2 separate regions of the Homo sapiens genome follow, and region 1 is linked to region 2. The links are chromatin loops, found by intact Hi-C in ENCODE. Cell type or tissue: CD4-positive, alpha-beta T cell. All regions are shown on one strand. Links, peaks and the distances in the headings refer to the core of each region. The heading gives the core; the rest is flanking DNA. Region 1 holds the start of LOC101929432 (a long non-coding RNA gene). Region 2 has its middle 4.9 kb from the start of WNK1.

Region 1 (4,397 bases), core at 291-4,290, 58 kb before region 2:
ATCTCAAAACAGGGGGCTTCCAGGTTATAGGTAGATTTTAACATTTTCTGATTGGCAATTGGTTGAAGAGTTATTATCAATAGAAAGAAATGTCTAGGTTACAATAAGGGGTTGTGGAGACCAAGACTTTATCGTCCAAGCAGCAGGCTTCAGAGAGAATAGATTACAAATGTTTCTTTTTAGACTAACAAGACTTAAGATCTGTGTTAATGTTAATGCTGGTCAGCTTTTCCTGAATTCCAAAAGGGAAGAGCATATATGAGGAATGTCAGACCCTTGCTTCCCATCATGGCCTGAACTAGTTTTTCAGGTTAACTTTAGAATGCACTTGGCCAAGAGGAGGGATCCATTCAGATGGTTGGAGGGGGCCCTAGAATTTTATTTTTGATTTACTGGTGGAAGGGAAAAGGCAAGGTCTGGGATAGAAGAGAGGGCCCAAGATAATGGCTTGGGAGTATGCTGATCTAAAGGGGAAAAACTGAAAATGTAAGCAGAGAGTTAATTTGGGCCAAGTTTAAGCACTGCAACTTGGAAGCATAGATTCAAGTTGCCCTGAATGTATGCTCTGATTAGCAGCAGTTACAAGAAAGTTTTTAAAGGAAAAGAATAGACGAGTTCCTAAATTGTTTACCAAGAAATTACATTCAAATGACATAAAATATTCATTGGCTATACATTTTTCTTTGTATCAAAAATTCCAGGAACATGAAGACAATGGGTGAAGCAGCTAGTCTGAAAACTACAGGGAAGAAAAGAAAGAACAGGCCGGGCACAGTGGTTCATGCCTGTAATCCCAGCACTTTGGGAGGCCGAGGCTGGCGGATCACGAGGTCAGGAGATAGAGACCATCCTGGCTAACACGGTGAAACCCCGTCTCTACTAAAAAATAGAAAAAATTAGCCAAATGTGCTGGTGGGCGCCTGTAGTCCCAGCTACTCAGGAGGCTGAGGCAGGAGAATGGTGTGAATCTGGGAGGTGGAGCTTGCAGTGAGCCAGGATTGGGCCACTGCACTCCAGCCTGGGCGACAGAGCCAGACTCCATCTCAAAAAAAAAAGAAAGAAAGAAAAGAAAGAACAAAATGTCTTCAAATAATTGTCCCTGGGTATGGGTGGGGGCATGCATGTGATTGAAGCCCCATACTCATTTCTCTCTGGGCCAGATAAATTTTGCATACCTCACAAAGCTCTGACTGCTCTTAGCTATTTTTATTTTTCATTTCTCCCTTTCGATCAGAATTTTTCTCTTCTAAAAGTATTGATGATCAGCCGGCACAGTGGCTCATGCCCTGTAATCCCAGCACTTTGGGAGGCGGAGGCGGGTGGGACACCTGAGTCGGGAGATCGAGACGATCCTGGCTAAGATGGCGAAACCCTGTCTCTACTAAAAATAGAAAAAAGTAGCCGGGTGTGGTGGCATGCGCCTGTAGTCCCAGCTACTCGGGAGGCTGAGGCAGGAGAATCGCTTGAACCCGGGAGGCAGAAGTTGCGGTGAGCAGAGATGGTGCCATTGCTGTCCAGCCTGGGTAACAAGAACAAAACTCCACCTCAAAAAAAAAAAAAAAAGTATTGAGGATCAGCATTTTAGATGTCTGTCCCACATCACCATGAAGCACATCGAAGGGAAAGAAGAAACAGGTACTATGGCTCAAGAACATAGAGAAGTCTCAAGTCCAAACTGATAGGCAGCACAAAGGTGAGGGAGGAGAACAGGGAATTAGGGTAGCCAAGGGTTGGGGCAGAAGCAAAGGAATAGCAGGTGCAGCCAGTTCTCATAAGCAAGAGAACAGCAGGTGCAGCCAGTTCTAGGCAAGATTGTGCAGCGTGCAGGCCACATCTTCACTTCTGTGGTAACAAGACAGAAGTTTCCACTTCAGCTTCTGATTGACTGCAGGCCAAGCCTCCACTTCAGCCTCTGATTGGTCTGAGGCCAATCCTTCATAGGGTGTAACCAATTGGAGGCCTCTAAAGGGCACCTGGGGTGTTGCCAAGTTCTTTCAGCTTAATAAAAACCCTAATTGAGGAGTCTCTAGCTGCTTGCTCACACCTGCTTTTACTCTGTGAGTTGTACTTTTGCTTCTTCAATAAATCTGTGCCTTTGTTACTCCGTTCTTTTGTTGTTTTGCTTGTGCGTTTTGTTTAATTCTTTGTTTGAAACCCCAAGAACCTGGACAACTCACAGTCAAGACCTTCCGTCCGGTAACAAAGCAACAGACCTCAGTCATGTCATCTGCTTACAAAGGAGCCACGGTATGTTGAATCACTTCTTTTTTCTTTTTATTATTTATTTATTTATTTATTTATTTATTTATTTATTTATTTATTTATTTGAGACGGAGTTTCACTCTTGTTGCCCAGGCTGGAGTGCAATGGTGCGATCTCAGTTCACCGCAACCTCCACCTCTCGGATTCAATCAATTCTCCTGCCTCAGCCTCCCGAGTAGCTGGGATTACAGACAAGTGCCACCACACCCGGTGAGCTTTTTGTATTTTTAGTAGAGACGGGGTTTCACCGACCTCAGGTGATCCGCCCGCCTCGGCCTCCCAAAATGCTGGGATTACAGGTGTGAGCCACCGTGCCCACCCCTGCTGAATCATTTCTAAGCATCTAGCTATCATGATTAGTTTTTTTTGTTGTTGGCTTTTGTGAAAGGAAAATAAACCTCAGGACCCCAAAGTCACTAGTCCAAAGGGAAGACTCAAGCTGCGAACTGCATCCGGCAAACATGACCCCCGTTCTATTCCTAAATAAGATAGCTACAAAGAGAAAAAAAATCACATACATCCGTCACAATTTGCCCAAAGGGAAATTCCTTGTGGACAAAGGACAGCCGGAACTCAGTCATCCCTCTGCTCACGTGAGACAAAAGCAGGCATATCTAATTACTTCCTTTGTCCTATTGTCTCACTAAGCTAGACTAAGGCATAAGTGACTATTCCTGTAAAATGTGTATTCAGTGAAAGGCTAATCAGAAACTCAAAAGAATGCAACCCGCTGGGTGCGGTGGCTCACGCCTGTGATCTCAACACTTTGGGAGGCCGAGGCGGGTGGGATGACCTGAGATTAGGAGTTCGAGACCAGCCTGGCCAACATGGTGAAACCTTGTCTCTACTAGAAATACAAAAATTAGCTGGGTGTGGTGGCACACACCTGTAATCCCAGCTACTCAGGAGGCTGAGGCAAAAGAATCGCTTGAGCTCAGGAGGCTGAGGCAAAAGAATCGCTTGAGCTCAGGAGGCAGAGGTTGCAGTGAGCCGAGATCTCACCACTGCATTTCAGCCTGGGAGACAGAATGAGACTGTCTCAAAAAAATAAAAATAAAATAAAATAAAGAATGCAACTGTTTGTCTCTTCTCTACCTATGACCTGGAAGCCTGCTTTGAGTTGTCCTGACTTTCAGACCAAATCAATGTACATCTTACATATATTGATTGATGTCTCACATTTCCCTAAAATGTATAAAACCAGGCTATATCCCAAACACCTTGGGCACATGTGTCACAGGTGTGTCCTTAACCTTGGCAAAATAAACTTTCTAAATTGATTGAGACTTGTCTCAGGTACTTTTTGATTCACATTTTAGACACTTAGAAACATAAGACATAATCAATTTAAGAATTAAAAATATTACGCAATCGGCCAGGCATGGTGGCTCACGCCTGGAATCCCAGCACTTTGGGAGGCTAAGCGGGCGGATCACGAGGTCAGGAGATCGAGACCATCCTGGCTAACACGGTGAAATCCCGTCTCTACTAAAAATACAAAAAATTAGCCGGGCGTGGTGGCGGGCACCTGTAGTCTCAGCTACTTGGGAGGCTGAGGCAGGAGAATGGTGTGAACCTGGGATGTGGAGCTTGCAGTGAGCCGAGATCACGCCACTGCACTCCAGCCTGGATGACAGAGCAAGACTCAGTCTCAAAAAAAAAAAAAAAAAAAAAACAGATTACACAAATAAGGTCAATTATTATTCGAGACAGGATCTCACTCTGTTGCACTGGCTGAAGTACAGTGGTGCAATCAGAGCTCACTGCAGCCTCACCCACCCAGGCTCAAGCAATCCTCCCACCCCTGCCTCCTTAGTAGCTGAGACCACAGGCACATGCCACCATGCCTGGCTAATTGTTTTTTTCTTTTTTAGAGATGGGTCTTACTATGTTGCCCAGGCTGGTCTTGAACTCCTTGCCTCCCAAAGTGCTAAGATTACAGATGTAAATCATAGCAATTGGCCTTAACATAACATTATTTTAAGAGTTTAAATTCCTGAAAGCAATTTTGAAATTATTATACAAGTACCCTCCCCAATGTGTTCCTCAGTTGTCCTGGGTCCCAAGTACCCATATGGCACTCAGAATGGCTATAAAGGGCAGGGACCATCTGGGTCCTGAATTTACATACCAGG
Region 2 (4,397 bases), core at 232-4,231:
TATTTAAGTTTTTTTTTTTTTTGTTTTTTGAGACAGAGTCCCGCTCTGTCGCCCAGGCTGGAATGCAGTGGCGCCATCTCCGCTCACTGCAAGCTCCGCCTCCCGGCCCGGGTTCACGCCATTCTCCTGCCTCAGCCTTCCGAGTAGCTGGGGCTACAGGCGCCCACCACTACGCCCAGCTAATTTTTTTGTATTTTTAGTAGAGACGGGGTTTCACCATGTTCGGCAGGATGGTCTCAAACTCCTGACCTTGTGATCCACCCACCTTGGCCTCCCAAAGTGCTGGGATTACAGGCGTGAGCCACCACGCCTGGCCCCTTATTTAAGCATTTTTTAATGGTTCAATTTTACCCCTACTACTGGTTTATTACCTATACCTCTGTATTTGATAATTTTAGTGATTGCTTCAGTCTTTCCAATATGTAACTTGAAATTATTATAGTTTACCTTCAAATAATATTATGACATTTCATATATAGTATAAGACCCTAATAACATTATTCTTCCATTTCCTCCTCCTGTCCCTTATGCTATAACCATTATACATTTACTTCTATATATATTATTTTTTTAAAATTTTATTTACTTTAAAAATATTTTTTGTTTTTTAGAGACAGGGTCTCACTATGTTGCCCAGGCTGGTCTTAAACTCCTGGCATCAAGTGATGCTCACACCTCGGCCTCCCAAAGTGTTAGGATTACAGGCATGAGCCTCCATGTCCCGCTTACTTCTTCATATATTATAATGCATATTATACCTTGTTTTTACGTTTGCTTGAAACCATCATTTACCTTTTAACATGACTAATAAAGTGCCTTTTATGTTTTCTTTTATTTATTTTCTTTTTTATTTTCTGGGCTTTTATATTTTCCAACATATTTTTTTTCTGGTATTTTCATTCCTTGTTTAAATCCTAATTTACTACTCCTTTTACTAATATACTAATACTTTCCTTTAAAAAAATTATTGCAATGCAGGTCTGCTTGCAATGAATTCTCTCACCAAAAAATATATCTAGGTTGGATGAGGAGTAGTGGTGAAACAGTCCAACAGGTGTATTTTGTAAAAGCTTCCTAGGTGATTCTGATAAATCTTTTCCTGTGAGAGCATGTTAAAGCCTGGGACATTTTAAATATTTCCCCCTATGTTCTTTCCAGATAATGTGAAAAACTTATACTTGGTAATGTCTTATGGTGACATACTGTGCAGCTATTAAAGAACGATGTTTCCAGAGAGTATGTAATACACTGGAAAAGCTTACGACATAATTATAAAATTTTTATCTGTCTGGAAAGAAATACGCCTACATATTAAAGGTTGCTATCTATGGCTGGGTAGATTTTCTGGTAATTTTCACTTTCTTCCATACTTTATTCTGTAACGTTCAAATTATCTGCAACGAGTGACAATGTGTTAAGAAATTCACAAAATAAAGAGATGAGTATTCAGCTGGGCACCGTGGCTCACGGCTGGCCAACATGGTGAAACCCCACCACTACTAAAAAGAAAAATAAGCCGGGCATGGTGGCGTGTGCCTGGAGTCCCAGCTTCTTGGGAGGCTGAGGCAGGAGAATCACTTGAACCCGGGAGGCAGAGGTTGCAGTGAGCCAAGATTGCACCACTGCACTCCAGCCTGGGCGACAGAGTGAGACTCCGTCTCAAAAAAGAAACAACAAAAAAGATCTGAGTATTCCCCAGAAGTAATTCTCCTTTTCATTTTGGTGTGTACTACCTAGACTTTTTCTGCATGCCTTTAAATACACACAGAAACAGAATTTTTTAAAAAAATACAAGATGTGATATAGTGCATATTATTCTGAAACTTGAGCCTTTCACTTAATAGTTATGGCACCACATACATATTTCCCTCCTTTTTTCCTACTGTTGCATGGTGTACCCCAAACTGGAAATACCATAGTTTAGCTATTTTCTTATTGATGAACATGCAGATCATTTGGATTTTTTGTTACAAATAAAGCCATAGTGAAAGGTTTTATGTTTTGTTTTTGTTTTTTAGAGACAGGGTCTTGCTCTGTCACTCAGATTGGAGTGCAGTGGCGTGATCATAGCTCACTGCAGCCTCGACCTCCTGGGCTCAAGTAATCCTCCCACCTCAACCTCCCAAGTAGCTAGGACTACAAGCACACACCACTGCACCTGGCTATAGTGAATATTCTTATAGATATTTCTTTCCTTTTTTTTTTTTTTTGAGATGGAGTCTTGCACTGTTGCCTGGGCTGGAGTGTAGTGGCACAATCTCGGCTCATTGCAACCTCCACCTCCCGGTTCACGTGATCCTCCTGCCTTAGCCTCCCGAGTAGCTGAGGTTACAGGCACACACCACCACACCCGGCTAATTTTTTGTATTTTTAGTAGAGACGGGGTTTCACCATGTTGGCCAGACTGGTCTCGAACTCCTGACCTTGTGATCCACCCGCCTCGGCCTCCCAAAGTGTTGGGATTACAGGCGTGAGCACCCACCCTCTTATAGATATTTCTTAGGAAACACGTGCAAGTATTTTTCCAAGGTAGGTACCAAAAAGAAAGAAAAAGACGATGCACATTGTACGTTTTAATAATTGCTAACAAATTGCCCTCAAAAAAGCTTGTACCAATTTACCGTATCATTAACAGCACGTTTCTCCACATCCTCGCCAACACTTGATATTATGAATCCCTAAAAATTTTGCAAATTGCCATGATGGGGACACTAAAAAAAAAAAAAAAAAATTTTTTTTTTTTTTTTTTTTTGCTCAATTTAGACCAGGCGTGGTGGTTCACGCCTGCAATCCTAGCACGTTGGGAGGCTGAAATAGGAGAACTGCTTAAGTCCAGGGAGTTCAGACCAGCCAAGGTAACATAGTGAGACTTCATCTCTACAAAAAATTTAAAAATTAGCTGGACATGGTGGTGCACACCTGTGGTCCCAGCTACTCGGCAGGCTTGAGCCTAGAAGTATGAGGCTACAGTGAGCTGTGATTGCACCACTGCACTCCAGCCTGGACAACAGAATGAGACTCTGTCTCAAAAAAAGATAATTTTTCAATTTTATGAGAGAAAATATTATATTTTAATCTGCATTTTGCTAGTTACTGAGTTTCAGCATCTTTTTCATGTCTATTTTTGTTATTTGCATTTACTGCTTTATTTTATTTTATTTTTTTTTCTGAGACACAGTCTCGCTTTGTTGCCCAGGCTGCAGTGCAATGGTTCAATCTCGGCTCACTGCAACTTCCACCTCCTGAGTTGAAGCGATTCTCGTGCCTCAGCCTCCCGGGTAGCTGGGACTATAGGCGCGCACCACCATGCCCGGCTAATTTTTGTATTTTTAGTAAAGACGGGGTTTCACCATGTTGGCCAGGCTGGTCTCGAGCTCCTGACCTCAAGTGATCCTCCCACTTAGGCTCCCAAAGTGCTGGGATTACAGGTGTAAGCCACCATGGCATTTACTGCTTTGTAAATTATCTTTTCATATCCTCCTTTTCTATACAGTGGTTTGCCTTTTTCTCAGTGATTTAAGAGGGTTTTTTTCCCCCCATATCTTTTGGATATTAATCTTTTGTTATACAGTCTCCAGAGTTTTTCTGGCAGTTTGTCACTTGTGTTTTGTTGAATAGATTATCAATTTTGATATTGTCAAATATTTTCCTTTGTGGCTCTTGGATTGCTCTTTGAAGCCCTTTAGTACCCTATGTTCTCCTACATTTAAAAAATTATTTAGAGATATTTTTTAAAAGTTTGGTTCTTCAATTTATGTGGAAATTAATTTTGTGAACAGTCTGAAGTAAACACTGACCTCATTTATTTTTCAAATGAATAACTAATTGTCCAAGCACTGTTTATTATTTTGCCCTACTGACTTCAAATGCCATTTTCTATATGAAATTCCCATACATACATGAGACTGTTTCTGTACTCTCTCTTCTGTTCCATTGCCTATGCTTATCTCAATACCATATAGATTTAATTTTATGGTTTTATAATATACTTTGATATAGGGAAAATCCCACCCCCTTTATTTCATTTATAATATAAAGTTCTTAAAAAACTATTCTTCATTGTTTATCTGCCTGATTCTCACTTCCTACTTCCAGATGACAGGGTTCCAGACGACAAAGAGGTAAAATAAAAATTACCCATAGGCAAGACAAAGGAGCATGGGAAAATGAGGGAAAGGAGACAAAAAAAAAAAAAGAGAAATGCTCTTAAGGTGGGACAATTTTTCCCCTACACTTCAAGAAGCAACTTTATGTATCAATATTTTGCCACATTCAAAGTAAGGTAGATTTTGTGTGTTTAGGATATTTCAGCCACTGTCTAAATCAAAGGTGTCTCTGACTTTCATTGCTAGCTAGTTACCAATGGCAGAAACCATGTAAACAAAAAAATGTGAATG

The links. A loop is a pair of places that touch in the nucleus more often than their neighbours do. Peaks named below come from ENCODE experiments on the same cell type or tissue, not always from the same donor. Only the 100,000 strongest peaks of a DNase experiment are listed, where the experiment ranks them.
Region 1: it touches region 2 in a loop (2.6-fold over the local background); 17 of 110 quality-filtered maps call a loop at or near these places.

The regions. Positions count from the first base shown.
Region 1 is chr12:687,791-692,187 of GRCh38, forward strand. All of the region lies in intron 1 of LINC02455 (long intergenic non-protein coding RNA 2455), which reads right to left. It overlaps LOC101929432 (a long non-coding RNA gene), which reads left to right and starts at 2,033. Exons shown (of 4, transcript XR_007063153.1): 1 at 2,033-2,247. RefSeq lists an enhancer at 1,636-1,685. In CD4-positive, alpha-beta T cell, for the core only: no CTCF peak of the experiment used is centred there; a DNase peak (open chromatin) is centred at 1,913.
Region 2 is chr12:745,482-749,878 of GRCh38, forward strand. No RefSeq gene overlaps it. Among named protein-coding and RNA genes, the nearest start is that of WNK1, 4.9 kb to the right of the region's middle. In CD4-positive, alpha-beta T cell, for the core only: no CTCF peak of the experiment used is centred there; no DNase peak of the experiment used is centred there; H3K27ac peaks cover 190 bases.